2 separate regions of the Homo sapiens genome follow, and region 2 is linked to region 1. A link is a loop called in an ENCODE intact Hi-C map of the cell type or tissue named here. Cell type or tissue: PC-9. All regions are shown on one strand. Links, peaks and the distances in the headings refer to the core of each region. The heading gives the core; the rest is flanking DNA. Region 1 has its middle 71 kb from the start of DSC3. Region 2 holds the start of DSG1-AS1 (DSG1 antisense RNA 1).

Evidence for each region. A loop is a pair of places that touch in the nucleus more often than their neighbours do. Peaks named below come from ENCODE experiments on the same cell type or tissue, not always from the same donor. Only the 100,000 strongest peaks of a DNase experiment are listed, where the experiment ranks them.
Region 2: a loop joins it to region 1, with 4 times the contacts of the local background. A loop is called at or near these places in 4 of 110 quality-filtered maps.

Annotation. Positions count from the first base shown.
Region 1 is chr18:30,964,354-30,979,985 of GRCh38, reverse strand. No RefSeq gene overlaps it. Among named protein-coding and RNA genes, the nearest start is that of DSC3, 71 kb to the left of the region's middle. In PC-9, for the core only: a CTCF peak has its summit at 9,605 (motif pointing left); no DNase peak of the experiment used is centred there.
Region 2 is chr18:31,412,547-31,428,178 of GRCh38, reverse strand. DSG1-AS1 (DSG1 antisense RNA 1) reads left to right here and starts at 1,191. Exons shown (of 4, transcript NR_110788.1): 1 at 1,191-1,346. It overlaps DSG4 (desmoglein 4), which reads right to left. Exons shown (of 16, transcript NM_177986.5): 16 at 13,270-15,351. The coding sequence ends at 14,584. In PC-9, for the core only: no CTCF peak of the experiment used is centred there; a DNase peak (open chromatin) is centred at 8,458; H3K27ac peaks cover 1,176 bases.

The DNA.
Region 1 (15,632 bases), core at 8,477-10,976:
ATTAATGTTGTAATTATGAAATATCCTCACAAGTAGGCTTTAAGGTTGGTTTTGCTTCCAATTACATTTTCAATTAACTAAGAAGTGCTTTATGGATAAAAATTTGTCCAAATAAGACCTTTGAGAATAAAGGGGTGATTTTGGAGAATGTCAACCAAGCACTTTCAAAGGATTATTTTAATAATGACACAAGGGTAAACAGAGAGAGGTGAGCTGCTCTGTGGTGTTGACTGCCCGTAGGAGTGTGTTAGAATGTCAATGCCCAACCAAGTCAATAACCACTTAATATCATGATAAATCTTTCTGCATGTATCTTTTATAAAAAACAGGAACATAAAAAGGTATAACGAGATAATCATAATGTTCCTGTTTTTTAAAAGGTATAATGAAATAATCATTATGTTTCTGTTTTATAAAAAAGATATTATTATAATAAAAATGATATATGCTTATTATTAAAAATATAAACATTGAAAACAAGTATAAATAACAAAACACATATCATCCCCAGTTTCCACCAATCTGAACTATCCCAGCTGGGGATCCTTTCGTTCTTAAGGTAGCGAAGTTTCATCCTCCACTCAGCCTAGTGCACTGAAAGACAAAAAGCTGTGTGTGATCTTCCTACCTAAGCTGAGGTCTCAAGGTGAACCTTGAAAACTTCTGCTCCCAGCAGTTTCCTAGTCTCGGTGGTTTTATCTTTGTAATTTTCCTCACAGCAGCTGTCAGCTTATCTCAGAATTGAAGGCTGTTGGTAGGAATATTCAGGATTTAAAAAATAATTTCTATTCTTTTCTCAGTACTCTCTCTTCGAGGTGGGATGGAGGTCAGAAGCTGTGCTACATATAAAATCACAAGACTTTTGTTTATTTATTTTGGTGTTTGTTTTTCTTTTCGAAGTTTGGGGGGTGCATATGACTAAGCTTCATTTCTTGTTTGATTGCAACTGGTAAATTTATTTTAACTGGTTTTATTCTACATTATGATGAATTCAGCTTGAGATAAAACCATTTTAGATTTATCTAGATGCATACGTATTAGGCTGTTATACTCCAGCTTTGTGTATCAACATCAAAAATCTGGGTGGTAAAAGTAAAAGCTAATCTCTTACCTCTTACCTTAACCACATACATTTTATTGATATCATGTCAAGAATCCATATGTTTTCAATACTAGACATTAAGAATTATCTGTCTTCATTTCATGAAAACAATGGTAGTGTTAAAAAATATTACCCCAGTCAATTTTTAAAATATATCAAGGATGAGTTATATACTTATTTAGCACCTACTTAGTCTTTTTATTTCTTTTTCTTCTTACTTACTATCTCCTTAATTTATATACAGATGTTCTAGCTGGAGAAAATAATGACAAAAATCTTTTTTTATTGTCTTTTTTTAAATTATTATACTTTAAGTTCTAGGGTACATGTGCACAACATGCGGGTTTGTTACATATGTATACATGTGCCATGTTGGTGTGCTGCACCCATTAACTCGTCATTTACATTAGGTATATCTCCTAATGCTATCCCTCCCCCACCAACCCCACGACAGGCCCCAGTGTGTGATGTTCCCCTTCCTGTGTCCATGTGTTCTCATTGTTCAATTCCCACCTATGAGTGAGAACATGTGGTGTTTGGTTTTTTATCCTTGTGATAGTTTGCTGAGAATGATGGTTTCCCGCTTCATCCACGTTCCTACAAATGACATGAACTCATCCTTTTTTATGGTTGCATAGTATTCCATGGTGTATATGTGCCACATTTTCTTAATCCAGTCTATCATTGATAGACATTTGGGTTGGTTCCAAGAATAATGACAAAAATCTTAATGTTACAACAACATTTCTATATAATAAATATTTTCTTCCAAAATTAATTGCAAATTTAGACAGGATTTGTTTCCATTAGAGAATACCAAGGAAAATATTTTAAAAACATTAATATAAATAATTGTAAATATTTTAAAACTGTACTTAAGAGTTTTTTGTGTAAGGCAGGAGTTTTCTTTTCTATGAAAGTATGGATTTTTAATTTCTGTGTGAGAATAGTGAAGAGGAAAAGGATGTCTAGACATTCTTTCCATATTAATGAGTAGTGAATCATAATATGATTTGGATTTTTTTTTTTTGATGGCAAGGATGTGGCCAAGATCTTCAGAAAAAAAAAAGCACCATACCTGAAGGCAAGGGAAATGGTAGACAAAGATCCTAAAAAATGACTCTGTAAACCAAAACTGTAGTCAAAAGCTCATTAAATAACCTAATACAGATAGAAATCAAAATAAACTAGGCAAAATTCCTACCTAGAAAGAAAAAAGTCTATGTCAGAATTTGGAGAAAGTAAAGAAAAACCAGAGCTCTAGAAGCAAAAGCATTCAAGCGAACAGCATTCAACTAAGGATTTAGATTATTTTAGAACATGGTGGAATTTACTGGAGAAAAGGAAGGTTTTACTGAGACACCACAGAAAAATTTTTTATCAAGACAGGCAAAAAGACAAAAATATGAGAAAATGAAAGGTAAATACCAACTATAATTTAAAATAGGGTGATTATCTGGAAACTTGAAACAATAATTGTTGTGCTCATGTGTTGATGTGGTTGTCTACTTGAACCAGCAAACAAGGTGAGGAGGAACAGGTGCAGCTATCATAAAATCAAAGTATGGAAAAAGTATGGAATCTAGTGGCAAGACCTTATTCAGTGTGAATAAGAAAAGGAAGCAAATTAATCTAGTTGACAAATCAGATGAGGATGCTGCATCCTATTTGTGATACTGATTGCAAATTCTTCTTCAATTTGTGTCTCAGTTGCTGAAGGACAAGATATGTATTTCTATATTGGACCAGTTACCTCTTCTCTAGGTCATATTGATTTTCTCTTCTTCTTGTAAGTTTGCTGAAGGCAAAAGTAACAATTTCAACCACCTGTAATTTAAACAAAATGTGACATTTAAAAAAACTCAACCTAAAGTTAGCAGGAATGGATCTCTGTGTGTCATCACAGTCCCATTTTATACTCCTCCGTCTTGCTATTTGCTATATGGAAATTAATGATCCAGCATCTTCTCTAGGAATGCAACTAGAAAAAGGAGGTGAGGAACTGGTACAGTGGCAGTGAAGGGACACGTGCCCACACAGTTCTTCTTCTGATCATGCCAAGAGTTACTTTGAGTCAAATTCGAAGGCCTGAAAAACTATTACTCAAATTGACCCAGCACTGAAAACATCAATTCCCTGTTCCTTCTCATGTACCTTCCTGCAGTTTATAAGCCAGAAACGTAATAGCTAAATTTCTCAGCCTCATTCGCATTTAGGATTTTGGCCACAATTTTGATTCCATCCATCAGGTGCTTTTGTACATACCCTAGAAGGCAGAAGTGAGGCAGAGGCCTGGTTTGTGTTTCTCATATGCTTTGATTCTGGAAAGAACTATTTTGGAGGTGCCTTATTTTTCTGCAATTGCTTCCTGCTAATTGATGTTTCTTGGTTGTGGCTTTGTCCTGATGGGGGTAGTTTTGTAAGTGTAGTAGTGGTGGTTTACTCCTGGAGCCAGTTGATGTAGAACTAGCTCCCATGGTGACATTGTTCTGCAGTGTGGCTCAATGTTACTTCCTACATATTCAACTTGGAATGTGTTTTCTCAGGCTTCTCAACAAGTCTGTAAACAATTAATACTCTTAATTAATATTTTTGCTAGAACTACTTGAGGTATAGTCTGTTCTCCTTGAACCCTGACCCATACTGTCTCCTATTCATTGGTGAGTCCAAATATCTAATACTGGTCCAAACAGTGCAGTTAAATATTGATGGTATTAAATATTGGCTAAAATATTCATAGCACTGAAAAGCTGGCTGCTGAAATGTGTGCATTAGCAGGTATTACTAGTATGCATGGCTAGCAGCGAGATAATAAGTGTCCATTGCTAAACCATTTCCCAGCTATTGCTTTGGATTGAGACACAGGACAATTTCTCAGGTTTCAAAGACATGGTTGAATTGTCATTCCAGTTCAAATGCTACATTGCAAGCTCTCTTGTGTGTATGAATGTATGCAGTAGGCAGTTAAAACAGGCATTTAGGATGATTACAAGTCTCATCAAGAAACCTATTCCTTTTGCGACAGGAAGACCTCTAAGATGGTCCTCAGTGATCCCAATATCCTAGTATTCATACTCTTATATAATCTCTCTTTGAACGCAGGCTGGAGATTGGGACTCTGTTCTAACCAACAGAGCATGACAAAGTTAAGGAGGTGTGACTTCTGTAATTTGGTTACAAAATATTGCAATTTCCATGTTGTTTGTTGACTCTACTGCTTTTTCAGCTTCTACTATTTGATGAAGCAAGTTTTCATGTTGAGGATGCCCATACAGCAAAAATCTGAGGGCCTCCTCCAGCCAACAAGTTAGAGAGGAACTGAGGCCCTACCCCAAGAACCCATGAATAACTGAGTCCTACCCACAACCATGCAAGCTTGGGAGCAGGTCCTTACCTGGTTGAGCCTTGCAATGATTAGGGGCCACTGGCACCATTATTATAGCCTGTGAGAGACCCTGAAATAGAACAGATTTCTAACTGAAAGGAACTGAGAGATAATAAATATGTCTTCTTTTAAGCCACTAAGTTTTGCCATAATTTGTTGCTCAGTAATAGATACTTGTTGCTTAGTTTTATTTAGCTGTACTAAATTGGTAGTTTGTTCATTGAAAAAGCACCTGATGTCTCTGCTGGCAAGCAGGGAGTGTAATAGCTTCCAACTCTCTTAGTTTAGAACTGCAAAGATTAAAAATATTTGAAACAAGATGGAGAGACTTCTGTCATTTTAGCGAAGCATTTGAAAATTGGAAGCTCTATTGGTCAAGGATTGGTTAAGAATATTCACTTTGAAAAAGACCGTTCTCTTTCTCTCTCATTTCCACTGGTCTCTCAGGCCAACTATCTCAAAATTGTCAATGGTATGTTAGCATTATTTTTATCATTATTTTCTGAAACATCTTTTCTGCTTTCACATGATAGCTATGCTTACATTTCCCCAGCTGCTTTTTGAACTTCCTTCCAAGTGAACAAGCTATGAAAACTCTACTTTTCTACCCCGCCCCCCACTTTCTGTCTCCCCCTCTCTCTGACTCTTGCACTCTGTCCCCATTTCTCCCATTTCTGGCTGCAAGGAAAGACGATATCTTAGTCTTTGAAGGGAGAGTCACTCTAAGCCAGGATAAAAGCATCCGTAGTAGGCCAGCATCATTTTGAGCGGGACCATTGTCAGACTCAAGAGCTGACCTCAGGCGTTTGGGGTTTATGAGGAGAGACTTCCAGGTACCAGCTGTGCATAGTGTCAGCATAGGGAGGTCATGTAATTATATCCAGAGTCCCCAACTGTCTGCTGTCTAGTTCCCATTTAAGAGGAAATGTCACACTGCTTGCCCCAAAAGTACTTGCACTCCAGTTCCAACATGTGAGTGGGAGGTACAAATGTCTTAAGTTTTCATGACAGTTTTTCGTTATCTTATGAAGATTTCTGCTCCATAATGGTCGCAACATCTGAATCTCTTAGAAGATTCCTGGACTCCTGGTGAAGTGGGTATGGGATTGAAAATGGACTCTCATCTGTATTTTTGGGGTTGAACTGGGTAGTTTAACATCCTTAGCCTAGGGGAAAGGGAAAGTAGATACCACTGGAAGACAACCAAGCCTGAATTCCATGATGAAATATAACATAGTTAACACAATTCACTGGAAAGAAATACATATCCCAAAGTGTTCTCATTGAAATAGTCCCAATGGCCTGCTAAGGAATGATGATATCAGTGTTTCACTAACCTAGCCTTATGAGGTCAAGCTCCTTTCTGCACTGAGGCCTTTGTGTACGGTTTTTCTTCTACTTGGAATTCTTCCCATTCTCTTTAACGGTCTTTTATTCAAGCTAATTTGTATTAATTGTTGAAGAATCATCTTAACTTTATTGTCTTCCAAACCTTTAATACTGGGTTTTATTTTCCTGTGAGCAGTTACTCAAACTGTGTAACTGGAGAAAATTCACCACCGTTTCCTTCAATACCATCACCATCACTACCCATCGCTCACTTCCAGGTGTGTTGCTTGGTTAGAAGACTAAGTGGAAGAATAAAAGACTTACTCTGACTCCCTTTTATGTAAGAAAAAAATAAAAAATTCCTTGTTCATAAACCTAACCTTATATGCAAAGGGAAGACCTCCCATTAATTTTAATTTCAGAATGTCTGCTGTGTCTTTATGTAGCTAAGAGAGTCGTCAAAGGGTGTATGGCTCTGTAATGTACCCAATTTATTATTTGTTTTATATATATCAGGAAGCCTTGGAACATAGGCTTATAAAAAAGAAAAGGTGGTCAGGCATGGTGGCTCACACCTGTAATCCCAACACTTTGGGAGGCTGAGGCAGGAGAATCCCTTGAGGCCAAGGGTTTGAGACTAGCCTGGCAACATAGCAGGTCCCTGTTTCTACAAAAAAAAAAAATAATAATAATAAATAAAAAACCAGTTGGGCGTGGTTGTGAGCACCTCAGCTACTCAGGAGGCTGAGGTGGGAGGATCGTTTGACCCCAGAAGGTAGAAGCTGCAGTGAGCTACGATCGTGCCACTGCATTCCAGCCTGGGCACAGAGCAAGACCCTGTCTAAAAAAATAAAGAAAAAGAGGCCAGGCTCGGTGGCTCATGCCTGTAATCCCAGCACTTTGGGAGGCTGAGGTGGGCAGATCACGAGGTCAGGAGTTCGAGACCACCCTTGCCAACATGGTGAAACCCCATCTCTACTAAAAATACAAAACATTAGCTGGGTGTGGTGGTAGGCACCTGTAATCTCAGCTACTCAGGAGGCTGAGGCAGGAGATCGTTTGAACCTGGGAGGCGGAGGTTGCAGTGAGCCGAGATCGCGCCATTGCACTCCAGCCTGGGCGACAGGGCAAGACTTCGTCTCAAAAAGAAAAAAAGAAAAAGGAAAAGTAACAAACGGAAACCACCACTATTCTTTGGGAGACGAAGGATGCTGCCTCTATGAGCAATGGAAGGGGTTGTTTTAGGAAAATATGTCTTTTTCTTATTGTCAATTTAAGCTTTATGCCCTTGAAAATAATGTGTGTGTGTGTGTGTGTGTGTGTGTGTGTGTGTGTGTGTGGTTTATGTATGTGTGATGCATCTGCTTGTTGGGTTCAATAGTTACCAGCTGGATGAATAACTAGGAAGAAGGAAGCATCTTTGAATACCTCCCAGGGGGACAGTCTCGACTGCTATGGGAAGATTTGAAAAGTCAGGAGTTTTCTTAGAGAAACGTGGATCCAAGGACAGGGAGGAACTGCTAGGAATTGAGGTGCATCCAGAGGTGTCTGCTCTGAAGAATGTAACTCTTGGCAACGTTTTTTTATTACTATGGTAATGATCATGGTTAACATGCAGTTTTCTCCTCTAGGTTGTAACTCCTTTTTCTTTATCCCCCAAACACTTAGTACTATCTTACGTGCCCTTGTGGTCTTTTGGTTTGGAATCTTGAGACACAAAGGAGGAAGGCAGTAAAGTGCATTCTCCCACATTTACTGAGTTCTTCGTGGGGCAGCAACACCGTATTGGGTGGTGGTGGGTGATTTATGCAGTGACCAGCAGGGAATAGACTTGGAGAAGCAGCTGCTGGTGCAGAAGTGGGTAGACATGTGAAAGCTTCTCTTCCCTAGTATGTTAAAGGAGGGTGGTATCTGAATGAATAGAGATGATTCTCATACTCCAATGAAGTATTTCTGCATATAATTATGTGTTTACCATTTATTTTTTCCCATAGATGCCCCATGAAGCAGAAGTTAAATGAAACTTGTTTATCATTTATTTCTACTTACTAGCATACAGGACACCAAATAGCTTTTAAAAAAGTATTTTTTAAATTAATGAAACAGTAACTATATTTAGGGCTTAAAGTAGGAATATTTTATCACTTTTGGAACTGACCACCAGCTTAGTTCTAGTTAGTCGCAATTAGCTGATATTACAACTATTATTTCTTGTAAAAGGCAGTATGACTATCATCAAATTGAAATGATTAGAACATTTATAAATTAAATTGCATGTAAACAGCCAAGTGGGAATGTATATGGGTAGGCAGTTCAAAGGCAGTCTAACATTAGACCTCTTAGAAGCAGTGGTTAATTATTATTTACCCTTAAGATGTATGCAGTAAATTTTGAAAAGATGGATAAAGGAAATGAAAATCAAATAGATTTCCTAAAGAAAGTGGTCCTAACAAATTGAACTGTTATCTTAATGAAATTATAATAAGTTAGTTTGAGTTCAGAGATTACTCTAAAATTATCTTTCTGGATGTAATCACTGCAGTGTGGCACTTTTGAGGCAAATGTCCACTCCGTTTTCAGATCCAAAATGTGATTTAAGAAATGGCCACTAGATGGCAATATATATTGATAAATTCAATCATTTTCATGGTTAGGTCAAAGTTATATGGTGTACAATCTTCACAAAAATTGTTTAAAAATAAATGGAATGATTCACATCAGTTAAAATATATGAGAAACTTTAAAAATAGAGTTAAAAATTCTTTCAGGAATTTTGGATTTTTTGGGGGTTTTTTGGTTAACAAATATTCTGAGTGGACAACAAAGTAGATTGAAAGTTCAGTATTTGTGATGTCAACATGTCTGTTGTGAGATATTATGGATCCTGAAAAATAATAGTAACATTTTGGTTTATATCCTCTAAATTAGCATATATTAATAGCAGGGTTTAAAAGGCTGATACTAATGTCTATATCCCTTCTCTTCAAAAGGAAGAATGTGTAGAACGTCCCAAATGGAACTCTTTATAAAACATTTCCATACGGAACATTTTTTAGGTCAAGTACTGTTCTAAGTGAGGATTTTTAAGCATGACAGATAATAACATTTGAAGTATTTGTAGCCACATGAAGAAACAGGAAATACGCATAAAGTTAAAAAAGTATATGGAATATGGATATTTCAAATCCAAAGTAATTTTTGAGAAGATTGTAATTTTTAAACTTTGAAAAGTACCTAAAATTAATTGGATAGTTCATCCAGCTTTGAAATAAATTATATCCTGTTCTGCAGTGAATAATGGGGAAATAAAAAATCCTATATTAATGAGCCGAAATAACTTGATATAATCAGAATGGATTTTTGCACATTTTAATTTTATCATTATAAATGAAGGAAATGGGAGCAGAGACGAGAAACTGGGTATTCCTAAAAAAAGAAGCTGTAAGGCTGTCATGGATAGATCTTTTACATCTTCTCTAAAGCTATAATATTTCTCACTACAAATCGTGTTCAGATTGATAAAACTGTGAGGCTACAGGATACTACAGCATGAAAGACAGATTCTGTCATGCCCGTCTTACTGGATTAAAATTGAGAAATTTCTTGGTGAGGTGTCATTGCAACCACACACACGGGGAGAACTAAATATCACACACACTTTCCCCATGAATGAATTTGCCACCATTTCCATGTGTTAGGCAGGAAAGGATTGAAGTCTGATTAATAACCGCTGGTGGATGTTTTTGAATTAAGCAATCAATTTTGATTTATCGTCCTATGCTGCCATCCTGTGGTTACCTGAGAAATGAATAAAGTGGAGAAATCCAATGTTTAAAAAAATGGTTTGAGCCATCTGCTTCTGTGGCATAATAGAAAAAAGAGACTCAAGCAGATATGTGCCTTCTGTCTCTAGAAAGAATGACATTCACGGGCATTCTTTCATTTATTTTTCTCTATCTTCCACCCCTCAGAGATAGGCTGAGTTTGAAATAGTTGCTGCATAATGTATGAAGGAGAAAAATCCTGAGAGGACTTAACAGTTCTGAGAAATAATTGTCTCTTATTCTTACATATTTCCATGGCGGGAGGGAGGAAGGACATTTATTTTCACCTTAATTTTCATTTGATCAGGAGAACTCATTCCTTTCTGAACAGTTTGTCTAAACTAAGCTTTGAAAAATATCCATCATATCCACATAGTAATGAAAAAGCGAATGCTGATCAGCGCAGGGCTGGGCTGATTTATTTTGGAATGCCACTACTGCAGGGTTTATCTTTTTTTATCTTAATGAAACATGCTGCTATTATGCAAGTGTTCTTGCTATTACCTGCAGAATAATCTACCCTGTAATGGAATGAAAGTCTCTTTTAGGCAATGCAATGTAGAAATACTTTCACTTATTCACAGCAGATAATGAATTAGCTTCTAAAAGAAGGATAGCTTCTCATCACCTATTTATAATTTAAAACAAATGACTCGCTCTTTCACAGTTGCATTTAATGAAAAAGTAATTTTAAAACACTATGTTAACAATTAACTTAAATAATATTAATATTGGTCATTGTATTAATTGTGAAACCAATTAAAGTCATTAGTATATACCAGGAAGTTTTCTGTTGATAGTTCTATTTTACATAGCTATGATGAGGTTTAGCGTGTAGCTCAAACTCATAAAGGAAATAAGTTGAAAGAAAGGATTCTGAACTATTGATTCAGTTTTATGTTTAATTACTCATTCATACAGCCCTGGATATTACATTTCAGAAAACGTTAATTATTATAATTTTCATATGAAATACTTATTCCTGGCACTTTTATGTTAAAGTATTAACAAACCATGGCTTTGTCTGATTGAAAGGAAAGCTGAGATACAAACCCGCTAAAGTTTATTTTCCCTCATTTATAACTTCTAGTTACCTACTAAATGAGGACATTATTTGTTAAATACTACTGTGTTGAAAATCTAGCTGGGAAGAATATTGCCACTAAATAAGCCTTCTATCTTTGGAATACAGGTTGAATTTAGTAAACATCATATTAAAATGCAGTCATCTTATCAATTATAAGTACATAGTTACCATCATGACTTCAGGTTATATTTAATTTCCCTCTAGGAGGAAAAAGTTATATACATAACAGATGAAAAAGGTAAACAACCACTTACTAAGTAAATAACATAAAGCAATTCTCCATCAAAGCCTCAGTAATTACTTTGTGGAACAGGCTGCCCTTAATAAAATAATTAATTAATTTTTCCAAATGAATTATGCAAGCCAATATTTTTTCTTCATTAATGTTTTGTTGAAGTAATTAAGTTTTATTAATGAATAACAAAGAAGGAATTGGGTCTTTATTCTAACTGCTAGATATTAATGTGCTTAACTTGAACTAAATGTGTTTCCAGTATGTAATCAAATTTGAATCAATCAAGTCAATTTACCAGTCAAATGTCCTTTTGGAGCTCCAGCTGCTTCCTGTGAAGGCTCTTCACAGAGAACATGCAGAAAGTGACCCAGAAGACTCTGTGGTTCTGCCAAGTATCACATCAATTCTTAATTACAATCCGCTTGATTTTCTAAAGGACGCTACTGGTGCCTCACACAGAACTCTATTATCTGATTCTAATTATGATGAATTTGGATAAAAGCTTAAAATTCATCAGTGTAAAATAAATGACTATTAGCTGAGATGTCGGTTTCCTCTCCAAAGAAGTAAGAGGACAGAAAAAGTCATGCTGGTCTTAGCTCTACAAGAGTATGAATGCAGGCAGGTATTACCATTCAATTTCCATGAGATGTATGGCCTACAATTCTTAAAAGGGTATCTGAGGCCGGGTGCAGTGGCTGATGCTTGTAATTCCAGCATTTTGGGAGGCCAAGGCAGGCAGATCACCGATGTCAGGAGTTTGAGACTAGCCTGGCCAACATGGTGAAACCCCGTCTCTACCAAAAATAAAAAAAATAGCCAGGCATGGTGGTGCGCACTTGTAGTTCCAGCTACTCTGCTTGGGAGGCTGAGGCAGGAGAATTGCTTGAACCTGGGAGGCAGAGGTTGCAGTGAGCCGAGATCGTGCCACTGCACTCCAGCCTGGGCGACAGATTGAGACTCTGTATCAAAAAAAAAAAAAAAAAAAAAAAAAAGGGTATCTGAAAAAGAGTGACAAAACTCATTTTGTTTACATATCATTGCTGTCTACCTGGAAACAAAACGTATTGGTTACTGAATACTTTACACATGACATCATGATACAGTCTTACTCCTGAGACAAAGCCTGAGCTCACCCTTATATAATCTGTGGAGTATCTGAATAGGAACACATTCTCCAGATACCTGTATTTGTTAGTGGGTATGTGTTGCTTAAGTACCGGTATTTACTGATAACTGAAGTTGTTTTACTTGGTAGTTTTCAAAGCAAATCAATAGATTTAATGCAATTCCTATCCAAATTCCAGTTCTCACATATGCATGCATCTGTGTTTGTGTGTGTGTGTGTGTGTGTGTGTGTGTGTAGACATAGACAAACTTATATTAATACTAAGATTTTTACGGAAAGGCACAGGCACTAAAACAGCTAAAAATATCTTACAGCTTTTCTGTCTTGTGATTTACCTAGTGGACAGACTTCATTGCTACTACTCCTATGAAGGTTATGTTTTGCCATCACTGGGGTCTGGGTCTCTTTCCGTCTTACTCTCCTTAGAGCAGGCCAGCATTCTTTGAATCAACAGAAGCTCCACTCTACAGAGGTGACTGTAACACCAGTGATATTTCTCACTTGTCTCCATTTTTTAGAAAGAAACTTCCACATTTCTCATCAATACAGCTTTCTATTTTCCAGCTTGGTAGTCCTGAAATGAAGCATCAAAAGTTTTTAATTATGGGGCACCACACAAAAGATGATGATAGCATATCAAAATCAACATTTTACTTCTGAAAGAGCAATGAGTGCTTTGAGGTTCATTTAGGAAAGCTTGAGCAGTTCAAGTTTGGTTGTGTTTATATTATGACATTTATGATGACAAGCCATCTGGATGAAAAGTAGAAGTTCTGTGAATTAACCAGATGTGTCCAAATATCTGAATTTGCAGCATCAAAAGACTGACAGTTTTTATCTGAAGCTAATTAGCTCTTGCCTGACTGTCAGATTGGAGGATTATTACACCATCAATGGTGTGCATCTCTCAGGTGACATTTAGCTATCATCCCTTGATTGTAAAGAGTTGGTAGAGAGCCACTAAGAGTGGGGTCTTGGGAGTTAGACAACACCTGGCTTGAATCCTACTTCTCTCACCTGTTAGCTGGGCACCTTTGAGCGGACTATGAAACTTCACTCTTCAAATTATGAAAAATCTACAGTACAAAGATTTTAATCATGAATACCTTCTAGAGTGGATATGAGAGTTAATGCAATATAGGCATCATCTGGCATAAAGTATTAAATATGAGGTATAATTATTACATGCATTGGCTTTTTAAGTGTATAGATTTAGGGGTATGAGGGTAGCTGTGTTACATGGATATATTTCACAGTGGTGATATGGGGTTTTTAGTGTATCCATCACCCAAATAGTGTACATTGCACCCAAGAGTGAATGCATGCCTTTTTATCCACCTATATTAATGTTTTAACGGCAAGGACTAATTTAATATCTTCCGCAGTGCCTAATATGCAGAAAGTACTCAGTAAATATTTGTTATATTTGATAAATAAGTGTAACAAAATGCTATGTTACATCAGTTACTCCTTTCAGTATAGATTAGGTTTTTAAGTCCTCCAAGTTCCACCTCTGAGAGCTTCCATAAACTGATTAGTAGTGCCTTCTTTAGATAAGAAAGTCACAGCAGACACACCTCTTAGAAGAGTAGTTGAGAAAACTCAAAATTTTTTACTCTCAAAATTAAAAACGATGTCAAAATAGTTCATTTTACTTTCTATTACTGTGGATAAAAGTCTTTCCACTATCGATGAGAACAGTGGGGTTTAGAAATTTGCTGAAAGTTGCCCTGATGACAAATAGAAGTGGGATGTGAACTAGGTGTTGTCTAACTCCCGAAGGCTCCACTTTAACTCCTGGCCTCTATTAATACCTCACAATCAAGAAGTGATGGCTAAATGTCATCCGAGCGACACATGATTAATGGCATAATAATTCCTCAATCTTACAGTCAGGCAGGAAACTAATTATCTTAAGATAAAAATTTAGTCAGTCTTTTGATGAAAATTTGGATATTTATACATTATCACATTATATGGGAAAGGCACATCTTCAAATTATAGAACACGTCATTTTAATCAAGTTTAAGAGAAATATGTATGAATTTTACTTTATTCCTTCGTATATGCATTCCATATATACTTACGGTCTCTGAAGCTCTGGAGATGCAGAAGGGAATTACATGCTTCTTGCTTCCAATTTGTAGACTGATAGAGTTAGGAATAACAAAAAATAATTAGAATATAACTATAATGTGGTATTGTAGATATGCACTAAATGTAAAAGTGGCAAAGAGATGGAGTGATGAGGTCTACCACAGGGAGGTAAGGGTAAGGTCTGGATAGGCATAACAGAGAAGGTGATGCTTAAATTGAGTATGCAAAGAGTAGATCTTCAGCATCAGGACCAAGAAGGCCACTGCAGAGAAAGGGAGCATTAAAAGCAAAGACGATGGCACAAAACCCCATGGTCCATTTGATGAACTGCAAATAACTCAGTTGGTTGCGACACAGAAGAGTACAAGGGGAGCACAGGCTATGGCGAGAAAAGGCCTTGGATAAATAAGCAGGGGGCAGATGTTGAACTGTGCAGACTCAGTGCTGGAGCCAACAGTAGCCAGTGAAAGTTCTTACATACAGATTTTAAGAAAGATCACTCTATTGGAAATAAGGAGGGCTGGAAAGACCGAAGACAGAGGAACTAGTTTAAGGACTATTATAATCATGTAGTTAAAGGGCGATTTTGGCTTAGATAAATGGTTCTTCGTTCTGGCTACATAGTGAAACATCTTGGGGATCTTTTTAAACTTACAGATTCCTGGGCTCCACTCTGGATGAATTAAATCAGAATCTGGAGGTCTAGAACCTGGCATTGGTATTTACAAAAAAAAACCCCAAGGGATTGTACTATGCAGCAAGTTTTGAGAACCCACAGCTCAGCTTATGATAGTTACATCAGAGATAAAGAGTGGGAGTTGAATTTGAGGCATTTTTAAGGTGTGAATTTCAGAGCAGTGTATATACATTACTGTATGTAAGAATACCCAGAAGATCTTGAAAACTACAGATTCCGAGTCAATAGGTCTGAAGTGAGGCCTGAGATTCTGCATTTCTAACAAGCTCCCAGGTGATGTCAAAGCTTCTTGTCCTTAGACCATACCTTGTGGAGGAGGATTATGCATTTTGCATAGGGGAGAGAGGGAGAAAAAACATCAAGAATGATTTATTAATTCTGACATTGGTGACTAAGGGAATCTGATCATAAGAATTTAGAGAAAGATCATGAACTCAGTTTTGAACATATTGAGTGTAAATGTGCCCATGAAAAATCTGAGAGAACATGCAAGTTCTATAGCTTGGAGGAGGTGTCTGTACAGGAGACAAAGATGTGTGCATCATCAGCCTTCTGAGAACAGTTGAACCACAGGAGTTGATAAAAATGCCTGGGTATAGTGTGGAGTGTGAGGTGGGCTAAAGACAGATCCTGAGAAAAGTAAGAAGAGAACACTAAGGTGAAAAAATAAGATTTTTCCAGGATATAGGAGGATAACCAGTAGGATGATATGTCATAGAAGCCAAGGGAAGAGAGAGGAATTCAATA
Region 2 (15,632 bases), core at 6,915-9,414, 450 kb before region 1:
CAAATTTTTTAAGGCAATACTTACTCTTACTTTGTGTGATGTATTCTGATTTTTAAATATTTTATTTAATTTCATTAAAAATGTCTAGATAGGCATACTAAATTGACTTTATGACCCATCATTGGAGGTGTGACTAACAGTTTGAAAAACACAGATTTGGTCAAATTCTTTAATTTTATAAATAAGAAAAGAAATGAGAACAGATTTTATGTGTCTTATGCAAGAATTGGACCCAAATATGAATAGAATTCTCAATCCAGTCATGCAAAGCTGCAAGCCTTGTTTGCAAGAAGCTGAAGCATCTAATATTTTACCCCTGAAAGGTTAAAAACATATCTCTTTATAATTTCTTTTTTTAAAAGATAGATTTTTTCCCATAATCTACAGCTAATAGAAGAGATGATTTTGGTAAAAGTGTTAAGAAGTGACTGAAGAAGGATAACTCAACAAATATTCATTTTATAGGCATGTATTAGTGCCTAACATGTACTGAGCACAGTCTGACCTAGAGACATAGAGATAGATGAGATAATGGTATAATTTTGGATCAGGGTGTGCCAACAGGCATAGAAAGAAAGGAACTAATTCGATTCATGCTGTGAAGGATTATACATGACTGATTGGTTATGCAAAATTGACAAATATTTAATGAATGCCCATTACGGTGATTGTATTTTCTAAAACTCAATTTAATGTAACAAGAATGTATACATAAGAGGACAACAGGTAGATGATTTTAAGTTAAGCCTGAGAGGGGTGGTGATAATAATTATGAACCTGCCCTGAAAATTCAGGAGGTATGGTTGCTATTAATCACGCACCCAACCCTTAGAGTCACCAATTGTTTCAAATTTCAGGACTCACGAGAAAGCATTTCCTTATTTTGACCAGATTTTCTTGTTGGCAAATTGATGGATGTTTTCTCTTTCAAGTAGTCACTGCTAATCTGTCTGCCTGTCATGGAGCTTAGTGGTTTCAACTTCAGATTTCATTTCTCAGCCTTTTTTCTTGTTAAGCTACATGCTTTTCTGTCTTAGCTAAGGATGCTTGACAAGTACTTTGCCAAAACATGCAGTGAAATGAACACACCCTCATCTTCAGAGAAAGAACACTCCTTTTTATTCCACGGAAACCATAATTCCCAAGCCAGTGAGATTATCTGTGGTCTTTTCTCTTTATCCCCTCCTTTTGCCCTTTAGGGGAGAGAAGAGTGTGGAGGGAGGAATCGGGGAAGCCCAGTGCCGTACTGATGCTCTGGACTTTGTTTTTGGAGGTAGCCTGTGATGCAGGGCAGAAAAGAGCTGATGCCTTGGAGAGAGACTGGGAGAGGCTGGAGTTAATAGAGGGTAGGTGTACTGTTCTGTCTTATTCTGCTAGCGAATTGCTCACTTTTTCAGATTCTCTGGCTTGCTTTCTCCTTGTAGAGAGCCTCTCGAGCCTTTTGAGCCTCCCCTCAGAAAATCTGAAAATTGAGGAAGGAAGACACTAACTTCCTAAATTAAAATAGATCAGTTACCTAGTTGACACCAAGTTACCTATGTGATAAATAATTTTTCTTTACTTTTTTTTTCTTTAGATAATTGTTTTTTTTTACTGATACATTTTATGAAATTGGGGTGCGTGAAAAAGTGGTAAGGTTCTAGTTAACTTTTTTTTTAGCGCTTGCTCTGTGGCTTGGTCCTCAAGTACTACTAGATTTCAGTAGTTGGTGGAGGCATTCTGAGTCTTTGGTAAAGGATTCTAATCATGCTGTGAAGATTATGCTGCTGTATGAATAGATAACAGCCATCAGAAAAAGTTAGTGACTCTTATTAGCTTGCGACATTTGTTTGGGGGAGTTTGCATCCAGCTTGTAACTGTTATGAAAGTGATTACTATATAAACGGAATGTTCCCTCACATGTCCAGGTCTTCCATCCTGTCCAAGGGATAAAACAAGACATTTTATCTGAGTTAAAATGTCAGTTGTCACAGTACCTTCTTTCTTGCCAACATCACAGTGCAGGTGAGGCAGAGCATATACATTCCCTAAATTAAGGGAGGCAAAGAGAGGGGTGGAAATAGAAACTATGGAAATAGAAAATAACAAGGAGCAGGCTAGTACATGAAATCCACAAATTGTGAAAGATTAGTCATAGTGTAATGTATTCTGGACAGTGTAAAAATCTTCAGTTGTTTGAAATTAGGAATGAAGATAAGTAATAAGTGCCATCTCAGGATAAGATCCACCATTATCATGTCAGATCATGTCCTCTTTGCTGGGAATATATATATTTTTCTTTTTTTCTTGTTCTCATTTGCACTGAAGGACTAAGCTGGGAATATTTTTTTCCTCTAAAACGTGTATTTAAATCTAAGGATACTTATTGATAGCTGTCTTCCGAGTTCTATCAATCAGCCCACAGGTAATACCTGGGAGATTCTGTTGTGGCATTGTGGTTCAGGCCTTCTCATGCCTATTTTCTTGGAGGAGAGAGTTCTTCAGTGTTCAAATTGTTAGATGTAATATGGTTCTTTCTTAGAAAATTATGTCCTATAACTTTGGTTCTAGGACTATACTATATATAGATAGGGGCTGGACACATTGTAGATAGCAAAGCCTATATTGTCTTCAGTCCAAAAACCAAGTAAGTTTTATGGCCATCAAAAACAACTGGCACAACCTAACCCCTGATAGCAGAGGTTATCTATTTAAATATGCCTTTATAATGCTGGCATCCTTATAAACAAATGTAAGTTTCATAATGATATCTATTGGACTCACAGACTCAGAACTGGGAGGAAAACTAGAACTCCAGAGATATAAAAAAATTTATAGCTATGATTATTGTACTTTGGTGTATAAGGTGTCTTCACTAACATCAAGGACTGTCTTGTTAACAGTGTGTTGTAATATACAGATTTTAAAACATGTGCATAGTCATTGACCCCAAAACTTCAATTCTAATGGAAATAATGTAAAGTGCATGTTAAGCTCTATGCACAAAGATATTAATCACACAATCACTTATAATATTAAAGGAGTAGAGGAAACCTCAGTGTCATTTCATGGGATGAAATATCTCTTTAATTATTTTATGAAGAATATTAAGCGTAAAATGCAGGTACAGGCTTTTATATAGGATAATCTCAACTAAAAAAATAATGTATGCAATGAATATGGGTATTAGAGAAAGACTAAATTTCAGTCACAGATTTGGGTTTCTAGGCCTTACCTATCAGTTGAAGGGTAGAGCTGTGTTAGCATTAGTCGAGGAGAATTATCATGGTGTTAGTTGTTGTCTCTGGGTAATGGGAAATTATTTTCATTTTCTTTTATATTTTTACATTTTCTAAATTTTCTACAATGAGCACATGTTAATTTTATACTGGGAAAATAATCATCCTGCACTAAGAGCAAAAAAAAAAAAAAAACCTTGACATCTTAACACTGAGTTTTTCTTTTCATTTTATTTCTATTCCTTATAAATGTAGAAGGCATATTTTTCTTGAGGTGGAGGACTATGTCTGAGTCAGCTCCTTCAGCACATAGTCCTACAGAGAGACCCTTAGAGTTTGCAGGGCATTTCCTGGGCTCCGTGCTTTTAGGTTACAGCGCCACCTTTGGGATATAGCCGGCATCACTCGTTACCACCATTTGCTGATGATGTGAAATGCACAATTATACTACGATTTTGTGATGTGGGCAGCTAATTATTCAGTTATCCCAAGGGTTAAGATGTGTAGATGGAACGCATGTTATTTCTTCACTGCCTTGGTTCATTGAAACAACTCCTTGCTGGTCTTCTCATCAACTGCTTCATTCTCCTCCTATGCATGCCAAGGCAAACTTCACGAGCGATTTCAAATTCACTGTTCTCCTTTAGGCATATTCAATGGTTCTCTTTCAGATTTAACTTTCAGATTAAAATGGAAATTCCTTAACATGTCATTGATTTCCAGGTTTCTGACTCCTTCCTGTCTTGTGATGATCTGCCTTTATTCTTCAGCGTTACCAGCTGCTTCCAGCTGTCAGAGGAGCCAGTCTTTCTCCATCTTCCCTGTTTCTCTCCTTGTCTCCAATTCCATCCTATTGGCCTGGAATGCTCTTCTCATTTCTTCATCTGGCTGTTTCCTGTGGTTCCTTCCAGGCTTGGCTCAAAGTTCATTTCTTATGGGAAGCCTTTCCCAGCTCATTAATGCTAGGCCCCTCTTCTCTTCTCCCTTAACACTCATTCATACCCCCTTGTATAACTGTATCTCATACTGTATTTCAACCCTTTACTTCTTCCTGAATCTGACTGAGGTCCTTGATGGTAAGGACCCTAATTCACGTTTCTATACCTAGCCCTTAGCTCATATGCAAATAATGAAAATGCTCAAAAAACATTTAATGAATAAATGAATGAGCACTGGAATTGGTTCACGGTGATTTCCTTATAGTTTTTCTTTTCAATTTTCTTCAACTATAAAAGAAAGATCATAAGATGCATTAAATAAGAAAAATTTTGAGAAACAATTAGCCTAGTGCTAGACACATACTAGTAAATACTTGTTTTTTACTCTTTTTTTTTTTTTTAATAATTCCTATCTAGTTTCATGTTCTCTACATATGGTGGCTCATGCCACACTGATATCAAAGTCATCACCCAGTCAGTGCCTCCTTGTTAAATACATAATGTGTATTTAACAAGACTTCCTAGTCAATCAATATTTATTCTGATCACATGCATGCATGGTGACTTTTGTGCCAACACCTCACCATCACTCACCACACAAACTTGCTGCCTCCCTATCAAACACACATTCAGCCTCTCTCTTACTTTTAACTCGGTAATCTTATCAGTCTCAGAAAACCTTAGCTCTGTGAATTTCTAACGAAAGTATGGTCCTTTTTTGTTTCCCTCTCTCTTTTTTTTTCATTTTTTTAAAAGTTGTATTTTAGAATCAGGGAGTACATGTGCAGGTTTGTTACAAAGGTATATTACGTGATGCTGAGGTTTAGGATATGACTGTCACCCAGGTAGTGAGCACAGTACCAGATAGGTAGTTTTTCAGTCCTTGTCCCACACCCACCTCCACTCTAGTAAGCCCTATGTCTATTTTTCCCATCTTTATGTCCATGGGAACCCAATGTTTAGCTCCCACTTATAACTGAGAACATGCGGTACTTGGATTTCTGTTTTTGCATTAGTTCCCTTAGGGTAATCACTCCAGCTGCATCCACCTTGCTGCAAAGGACATGATTTTCTTCCTTTTTATGGCTGCATAGTATTCCATGGTGTATATGTACCACATTCCCTTTATCCAGTCCATCACTGATGGGCACATGGGTTGATTCCATGTTTTTGCTATTGTGAATAGTGCTATGATGAATATATGGGTGCATGTGTCCTTTTGGTAGAGCAATTTATTTTCCTTTGGGTATATACTCAGTAATGGGATTGCTGGGTGGAATGGTAGTTCAATTCTTAGTTTTTTGACAAATCTCCTAACTACTCTCCACAGTAGCTGGAGGAATTTACATTCCCACAAACAGTGTATCAGTGTCCACTTTTCTATGCAGCCTTCCCAACATCTGCTATTTTTTGACTTTTTAACAAAAGCCATTCTGACTGGAGTGAGATGCTGTCTTATTGTGGTTTTAATTTATATTTTGTGGTCCGCTTTTTAAGAAAAGTTTTCTTGATGCTTAGGGTCAATCTTTTATGCCAACAACAGTAAATACAGGTAGTCTTCAATTTTCATTTGTTCCCCTTTCATTTAACTCACTTTATCTACTTTATATATTGGCACCCTGACACTACCTTTCTTATGCACAGTTCAGCTAGTGAACAAACACTTTGTGCTAGCACATGCTACCTGCATGCCAACACTTCAGTAACCAGACAATACACATAGTTATCTGTAAAATGGATTTATATAATTTTATTTATGAAAATTTATATATAAATATATAAATGGATGTATATAATTTATATAAAATAATGTATATAATTGTTTGAATAGTTTTATTGATTTTTACCTTATTATTTTCAAAAATGATAAGACATCTCACAATCTTTTTTATTTATTTGCTTTCTTAATCCATAAAAGCATTGGCAAAATTGCTGCCAGTAATTCCTTCTCATTATCAACTGGGTTTCTTCAGCCTACTGTTATTTCAAGTAAGCTAAAATAGAATTTAAAGAAATTGTCTTTGCAAATTAATTTTCATGATCTGTATTTGATATTTAGTCTATGTTTAAAATATTGCAGCAATCATTCACATATTTCAAAATTTATGATAAAGTTGAAAATTATTTCATATTTACTGATATTAAGTTGGCTTTCTGCAAGTGGGATTTTTCCATGTGACATGTAAGTTTAAAGTTTAGGATTCATTTATTTGGCTTTTATGTTGCTTTGGAAAATATGATTAAAATAAATAACTTTCATCTGGTTCTTAATATTGAGAGCTCTATTTTGCTGCCTGTCATATAATTTTTTTTGTTACCGAATTTATACATAAGAAATAACTTCAAAAGAAAAGAAAAACTATTAATCAACTAAAGGCTATAATGAAAGCAATCTTATTATCAACGGCCTCTGTCAATGATCAGCAAATTTCCAGAAGTTTTAACATTCTTCTAAATCATTTATCCTGTGTAAATGTCATAATGGAACAGGCAAAGTTACAAATTAATGCTGGAGTTTTGAAGATATCAAAGTTATTAATGTATAATTCAATTTAATTTTAATTAATTCTAAACATATCCTTCAAAATTTTTTTAACTTGAATGTATTAGAAGTGCCAAGATAATAATAATAAAAAAAGAGCCAATGGGTGGGGATTGTACCTGTCAGATAGTAAACACACTGAAAACAGTATACTACAGCTGTAACAATGGTCAGAATTATCAGCATACCCAATAATATATCAATCTAATAGAAGAGAGACTAGAAATGTATTTAAGTATATATGGTAATTTAAAATATTGATTGATTAATTTATTCTTTTATTGTCAACTAATATTTACTGAATGCCAAATTCTGTATAATGATGAGTAATATCAAATAATTATAATTTTTATTAGATTATTAAACATTAAAAAGCTGATAACATCAATTATTATTAGGTCTATGGCTAAGCAAGCCCTGTCAAGAACAGCTGGCAGAAGTGTAAATGGACATTCTTGTTGACAGAAAAATTTGGGAAAATGCAATAAAAATTATTTGTCCATATGCTTTGATACGGCTTCCCTCTTTAAAGAGTCTATCCTATACAAATATTTCAACTTCCATGTGTTTGTTCTTATATGTACATCTGTATCATGCCTATATTAGATATGTAAATATTCATTGTAGCATTATTTGTAATAGCAAAAACTGAAATCAACCTAATTTTCTGGTAATAAGAGAATGGTTAAAAAAGTGTGGTGCAAATTTATGAATATTATGCAGATTTTCGAATGAATGAGGTTGATAAATATGTGCCGACACAGCATGATGTTCATGGTAATGTGAGAAAATCAAGCTACAGAAAAGTATACTAGAAAAAATTCAGTGACAAACTCTTGACACTAAATTCACATTCAAATGTGTCTGTTTGGCTAACTGTAGGAAAAGCAAATCTGCTGTCACTGCTTTAAAAACTGTCTGTGTTGGGTATCTGTGCTGGGTTGACAATTACCAATCGTCAATTTTGCTCTACCATCACACACTTTTAAGGCCTTTGTGGAACTACATTTCCCAGCTTCACTTTCTCTGTAGCATTTTTAGAATTTAGTTTATCCATCTATACCACAATTTCTTTCAAAAAGCACGCGAAGTTATTTTCCGTGACTTTATTTTAGTACTCTTTGTGCAAAAGATCGATTTCTCCGGAAATGTGATTGTCCTGTTAGTTAATATGCTTGCATCTTCTCCTTAAGGGTGACATTGACACAAGCTTTTTGGAGATCATTCAGAAGGCTGCTATCTAGAGGCGACACTGTTGAACTGTAGACACTTACTTTTAGGTGCTTGAGAGAACTTGACTATATTTTTCACTTCTACAATTAAATGAATGCATGCTATATACTAGACATTCCAACACCACAGATACAGGAAAGAGAAATGCATTGTCTGTATTCTTAAGGGGCTCACAGGCTAGCAGGCACAGGGAAGTAGTGTGGTAATTTCTGAAGGGAATAAAGGAGAGCTAGCTATAACAATAGTCAGAATCATCAGCATACCTAATCATATATCAACCTAATAGAAGAGAGACTATTAGCAGTACCCCAGCAGGCTGGGGTGGTGGAAGAGATAACAAGAAATGTTTCTGAGAAGTGGCAATGCTTGAGGTGAGTAAGTAAGGAAAAGCTAAACAGATGAGGGGAGTGGAGAGGGCTCCAGATTAAGAAACTAGGGTGGAGCAGCGTGACAGAGGTATGAGAAAGCAGGCCCTGTTCTAGGAACTACAATTAGTCCAAACACCTCACTTAAAGTGATCAAAACGGGAAGGGCATTCAATGTGCAAATACTTTGACTAACAAGTAGGATGATTAATTGGAGTCGCTTTAGAAACATCACGGACCTGCTCACCTCAGTGGTGACCTAAAGGATTTCCTAGGCTTGGAATGGTGACTTATCAGAAGATCGTGACTTCCACAGAGACAAACACTAGGCTCTCCACCTCAGTGAACGAGCCACCTGGTGTCTCAACAGAACACAGACAGACTATCATGAGGATTCCTGAGGGCCGTCCCAGTGCCACCTCATAAAATTGGGCCTGCCCATTGGCCGGCACAAAAAAATTTCACTGGTTCTCCATTTCCTACCAAGTTAAATCCAACCTCCTAATTGGATTCAAGATCCTTCTACAGGCTGCCTCTCACATATCCTTCCAGAATTAAATAAAATAATTTGGTGAATAGCAGTAAGAGTTTTGGAGTGAGTCCTGGGTTTGAATTTTAATTTTGCTACCCACTTAAGCTCTAACAAAAATGATTTCTGGCCGTGTGTGGTGATTTACGCCTGTAATCCCAGCACTTTGAGAGGCCGAGGCTGGCGGATCACTTGAGATCTGGACTTTCAGACCAGCCTGGTTTAGTAGAAACCCTTTCTCTACTAAAAATACGAAAATTAGCCGTGTGTGGTGGCACGCACCTGTAATCCCAACTGCTCGTGAGGCTGAGACAGAAGAATCGCTCGAACCCCGGAGGTGGAGGTTGCAGTGAGCCGAGATCGCGCCACTGCACTCCAGCCTGGGACACAGAGCGAGACTCCATCTCGAAAAATAAAAGAGCATTTCTCTTAGCTTAGCTTTTGTGTCTTCATCTATGACATGGGTATAAATCATACCTCATAGTGTTATTTTGATATTTCAATAGGATAGTATATTTTGAGTAATTAATGCAGTAACCATCATCTTAAAATGGCTGACTATAAGATAATTTTAAAATTCTTATTTTGTTTCAGACATTTTTAAGTATGTTTAATTTGGCTACTTAATAGTCTTTGGGTATAGCCTGTGTTTTAGCTTTTATATCTTTGTAATTTCCGTCAGACAAAATTCTACATCATCTTCAAGGATCCTTCCTCAATTCCCCTGATTGAAAATAATTATTCTTTCCTTATTCTACATAAATTGGTACCTCTGGCACAGAAACAATAGTAATAATTTTGTTGAATAGAGAATTGGTGAAAAAAAATTGTACAGGAAAATTTTCTTACCCTTTTCACAAGTACTGTTTTCACCTTTCTAAAATTTTAATTTGTTAGTTAAATGCTTGGTACTACTTTATTTTAAATTCATATCTTAAATCTCATGCCCCAAGATTGAATCCAGTGGGAAGAGATAATTTTCTTTTAAACTTTTATTTTAAGTTCAGGGGTACATGTATATGTTTGTTATATGGGTAAACTTGTGTCATGGGGATTTGTTGTACAGATTATTTTGTCACCCAAGTATTAAGCCTAGTACCTATTAGTTATTTTTCCTGATCCTCTCCCTTCTCCCACTCTGCACCCTCCAAGAGGTCCCATTGTCTGTTGTTCCCCCTATGTATCCATGTGCTGTCATCATTTAGCTTCCATTTATAAGTGAGAACAAGTGGTATTTGGTTTTCTGTTCCTGCATGAGTTTGCTAAGGATAATAGCTTTCATCTCCATCCATGTTCCTGCAAAAGACATGATGTCATTCTTTTTTATGGCTGCATAGTATTCCATGGTGATACTTAATTTTTTAATTGCAGTGTCTACAATAATTTATGGAGTTTATTAAATTTATTTGTTATTTTATATGAGCATTTACTAATAAAATAATAATTCTGTTGATAAATTTTATCATTAAAAACAAATGAATTATTCTAAATTTTAATTTACAAGTGAATTCATGCCCCTGTACTGTGCACATAATAATAAAGATGATTATCAATAAAATGGGAAAAGATTTTCTGAATTTGTCTGTTTACATATGAAATACTACATTCACCAAAGAGAAAATAAAACATTGTTTTATCATATATATTTTTTAAATAAATACATAAAAAATTATTACATTTAGTAATTAATACACCATGATCAGAAATAACTAGTTCAAAAGAAGAATTTTTTTAGAAAATAATTTTTTTCTTGAACAAGTTTATTAACTCTATGTTCTTAATGTTTTCCTTTCTCTTCACCTGTAAGACTTTCCCAAGATAACCCATTTATTCATGTAATGATGCTACCCCCTCAAGTAATTTCACAGGGCAGGAAATATGATTCAGACTATATGTTATATTTATTTATAAAATATAATTTCTTGAGCTTTTGGGTTCATTTTCAAACCTTAACATAAACACGATATCATTTTTACTTCTTAGACAAATTAATACCCTGAGTCTTAAGCAGTAAAGAGAATATTGGTTTATGCTATTTCGTTTGAGATGACATTTAAAAAGTATGTCAATTTTGGAAGCTTGAGTTGCATCTGAATGATACTGATCACCTTGGAATGGTGGAAGAGTTCCTCCTTACTAACAATGTTGAGAGAAAATTACATTGTTCAGCTCTTATTTCCACAGATAGTATGGAGGAGGGCATCTATTAGAGGTAAGTCTTTTCTTTGGAAGCAGCTTTAAGTCTTTGTGTATTGATAAAGAGAAGAAAAAGCTCACAGGAACATTATCTTATCCTTTTCACAAGTGGTGTTTTAACCTCCTTTTAAAATTGTAAGCAGGGCCAGGCATGGTGGCTCACGCCTGTAATCCCAGCACTTTGGGAGGCCAAGGTGGGTGGATTGATTGAGGCCAGAAGTTTGAGACCAGCCTGGCCAACAGGGCAAAAATCCGCCTCTACTAAAAATACAAAAAATTTAGCTGGGCTTGGTGGTGCACGCCTATTGTTCCAGCTACTCGGGAGGCTGAGGCACAAGAATCGCTTGAATCTGGGAGGTGGAGGTTGCAGTGAGTCAAAATCATGCCACTGAACTCCAGCCTGGGCAACAGAGCAAGACTGTCTCAAAAAAAAAAAAAAAAAAAAAAAAAGAGTAATCTATTAGTTAAATGTTTGGTATTATTCTTCATTTCTAAAATCTCATAGTGTTTTGACTATTTTATAATTCTTAGAATGATTGGCCTAATAGAATGCAAACTCTATTTTTGCAGGTCGATTTCCACTTTTTTGGTCAGTTTAAAATATTAAAAAAAGACCCAAATTTAAAATAATCACTATATTCTAGACGAGAAAACTTACTGAGTTCATTTTTATAATTTTTTAACATGTTTTAAATGTTAAATGATAACAGTAATTTAAAATACACTCAAAAAATTTCTCTGACAACAACATGTATTTCTATATACCAAGAGTATGATCCTACTTATCCATTTGTAGTTAAAAAAATTCAAACAGTATGGAGATTTTGCAAAGAACTAAAAATAGAACTACCATTCAACCCAGAAATCTCACCACTGGGCATCTACCCAAAAGAATAGAAATCATTATATATAAAAATACCTGTTTTTAAAATTTTTTATTTTGTTATTTTTCTTTTTCAACTTTTATTTTAGAATCAAGGAATACATGCGCAGGTTTGTTACAAAGCTATATCACATGATGCTGAGGTTTGAGGTATGACCGAACTCGTCACTTAGGTAGTGAGCGTAGTACCCAATAGACAGTTTTTCAGCCCTTGCCCTTCTCCTTCTCTCCTTCCCCTAATAGCCTCCATTGTCTATTATGTCCATCTTTATGTCCATGTGAACCCAATGTTTTGCTCCCACTTATAAGTGAGAACATAAGGTATTTGGTTTTCTGTTCCTGCATTAATTTGCTCAGCATAATGGCCTTCAGCTGCATCCATGTTGCTGCAAAGGACGTGATTTCATTCTTCAGTCTTCATTCTTTTTTATGGCTGCATAGTAGTCCACGGTGTATATGTACCACATTTGCTTTGTCCAGTCCACTGTTGATGGGCACCTGGATTGATTCCATGTTTTTGCTATTGTGAATAGCACTGCAGTGAACACATGGGTACACGTGTCCTGTTGGTAGAACAGTTTATTTTTCTTTGGGTTTATACCCAGTAATGGGATTGCTAGGTCAAATGGCTATTCAACTCCCAGTTCCTTGAGAATTCTCCAAACTATTTTCCACAGTAGCTAGACTAATTTGCAATCCCACCAACACTGTATTAGTGTCCGCTTTTCTCCGCAGTCTCACCAATGTGTTAGTTTTTGACTTAACAAAAGCCATCCAATGCAAACTTTAAGCGAGAAATATCCATGTCAGGATTTGCCACGGAATGGAGTGTGTGCCAGATGCTATGTGGCTGGTTGTTGCTTGAGTGTTTAATCACCATGAGACCAATGCTCCTTAGCTACCCCATGGATTTCATCAATTATAGAGTAGTAAAATTTACTAAAGTGAGAAATGGATGTAGCAGCTGGCAGTACACATAATTTGGAAAATATTAGGAAATATGTAAGTAACTTTCTAGCATTACAATGTTTTAGCTGGTCTGCGCTTACACTTTAAAACTTAATTTTTTGAGAGAGAGTTTTTCTTCCAATTAGGGAATAGCAAAGAGTATGCAACAGGCAGGTTTGGATCCTCTTCAGATCTGGTGAAGTTATAGTATAAAAAAGCATACTGGCTAGCGTATCTGAACAATGGGTTCAAGGCTTTGTACCACAACTAGCTGGTTGTGGTCATTTAACCTCTCTATTTCTAGATTCATTGTCCAGAAAATGAGAGAACTAGGTAAGAGGTTATCTGAGATGACTTAAATTCTACAATAGTTTTATTCATAAAGGAGCAAAAGATAGGCAAGAAACACTACAATTATTTCCTTTCAAAAGGATTAAGCCTTGAAAATAAGTTTATTTCATTTACATTATCTCAGTCACATTATTGCTGCTACTGTATACATATTTTACAGAATTAAGTAAAATTACCTGGCTAGAGATTCTTTTTCTCAAGTCAGCTTTATGCCTACGAAAAGTAAGCAATGTGTTTCCATTTTATTTATTCAACATAAACAGTAGTGTTGCAAAGAGAAACACAACTTGGTAATGGACTTAAGTAGTTGGTTAATTATTGTTGTTAGGAACTTAAAGCCATATCCCAGAGTTTTATTTTAAGTCTAGAAATGAATAGAAGCTCTATGAAGGCAGAAACCATGTCTGTCTTCTTTACCTGTATATTCACAGAGCCAAGACTAGCACCCAACACCTAGTTGCTTCTAAGTAAATATTGTAGAATATATGAATAACTACAGAGTGCTTTTGGAGAATATCTGGTTGCCAATTGAAAGCTCTACGATTCAGGTCAATGAAATTGGTTAAGCCATATTTCATGTATTTTTCTGACATAATTGGCAACAGTAGGGAAAAAATTCCCTGTAAGTGGGGAAAACTCTAATATTTCCCCAATAACTCTTTCTACTTTAGGATTGTCATTTTTTTTTGCTATTCTAGATTAATTTACAGTTAATCATATAAATCAATAAAGTTCAATAAAAATATATATTTTTCTTTGATGAACCATTTCCAGCCATGCTTTCAGTTGGCAAACTCTTTTCTTATTATATTAAGCATCTCCTATTGCTTAATAGCGCATAATATTGAAAAATCTTTTGAAGAGACAAATGACTTCAGATATCTAAAGATATTGACAGATACTCTACGTTCCTTTTCAATTTCCTTTCAGAATGTACATTTCATTCAACTTTTCAATTAAAAATTTTAATATAAATATTTCCCTAACGAAAAATATGGCTGGTGGATGTAGACAGGGCTTCTTTTGTAACTTCCAAGAACAAGGCATCTTGGTTTACAAGATTGGTTCTACAGGCCTCAAGACCCATAGGATTCACAATATGAGTTATGTGCTATTCGTTAGACAGTATCAAGGGATGCAATACATTTTCTGCACATTTTTTGACGCATTATTTAAAATCAGAAAGAATTTTAAAAAGGCTTATCTAAAGTGCCTAGCCATATTCACCCTCAAAATGGTATAATCAAATAATGGCATTGACCTTAGAATATCTGAGTATTTGTTGACTATTAATATATATGGTACATTATATATTTTTGGTGGATGTATTGATGATTACAAGGTGCAAGGTCTCCACATAGAATACTGACCATAAAGCACTTACTGTTGGGTGTAATGTATGTTACTGTATCGTGTTACTCTGTGTCGAGATGTCATGGGGGATGTGGAGCCAACGGTTTGGCCTATGGGAAGGTCTGGACTCATCATTTGCATCACTTGAATTTCTGGCCCTACTAAAATATTGCCGCTCATCACAGGTCCCATACAACCCTCAGTCGTGCTACTATTGCTCATGTCAGGCACACCAGGACTAGCCAGTACTCTCTCAGCATAGATTACATTGTTGTAATCTGCTAACTCAGCAGGTACACAAATATTCCCTTGAATATCATAGACAGGTGCCATTACTGCTTCGGTTACTACAACATTGGGTGCAAGCTGAGGATCAAAAATAATTGTAGTGGGTTGCACACATGGATCAGCATTACCGTAAGTCTCAGTCACAATAATATCCCCATGGACCACGGGTTCAGATGCTGCCATTTCTTCTTGGAATTCAACTTCTGAGGGAGTCAATCCTGAAGATTCATTAACAAAGTAATTAGGTCCGAGCAAAGGGAGGTCAGTACTGATTGGTATACAAGCCTGGTGTGAAGGAAATGGTTCAATTTCTGTGTTTAAGCAGATCTCAGCAAGAGTCCTAAATTTTGGATCTAAAGTTTCCATGCAGCTTTCATCTAAGTCATCCACAATCCAACTGCAACAACCAATAGAGCCTACGGGAGACCCGACTCCCTCGTGGTCATAAATGAGCAAGCAGTCATTGGCTGGTCGACCTTCATCTTCATCTGCATAAGCATACGCTTTCTAAAATTAAAAGGAAATACAGAATTAGAAATTTCTTTTTCCCTAAAATAAGGAAGAATAACAGCAATCCCTCAGAGAGACTTCTGAGTTAAGTTGTTACGGAATAAACTGAATAATGGTATCAATCACTCATTAAAATAATTGATACTATCCATGCACATTCTGTGATAGCATTTGTAACTACCAATTTTAAGATATAGTTTACAATTGCAACAACATCTTCAGCATTTGTTTGGTAAAGAATCATGGTGAAATTCATGTATGAACAGATGGAGAATAAA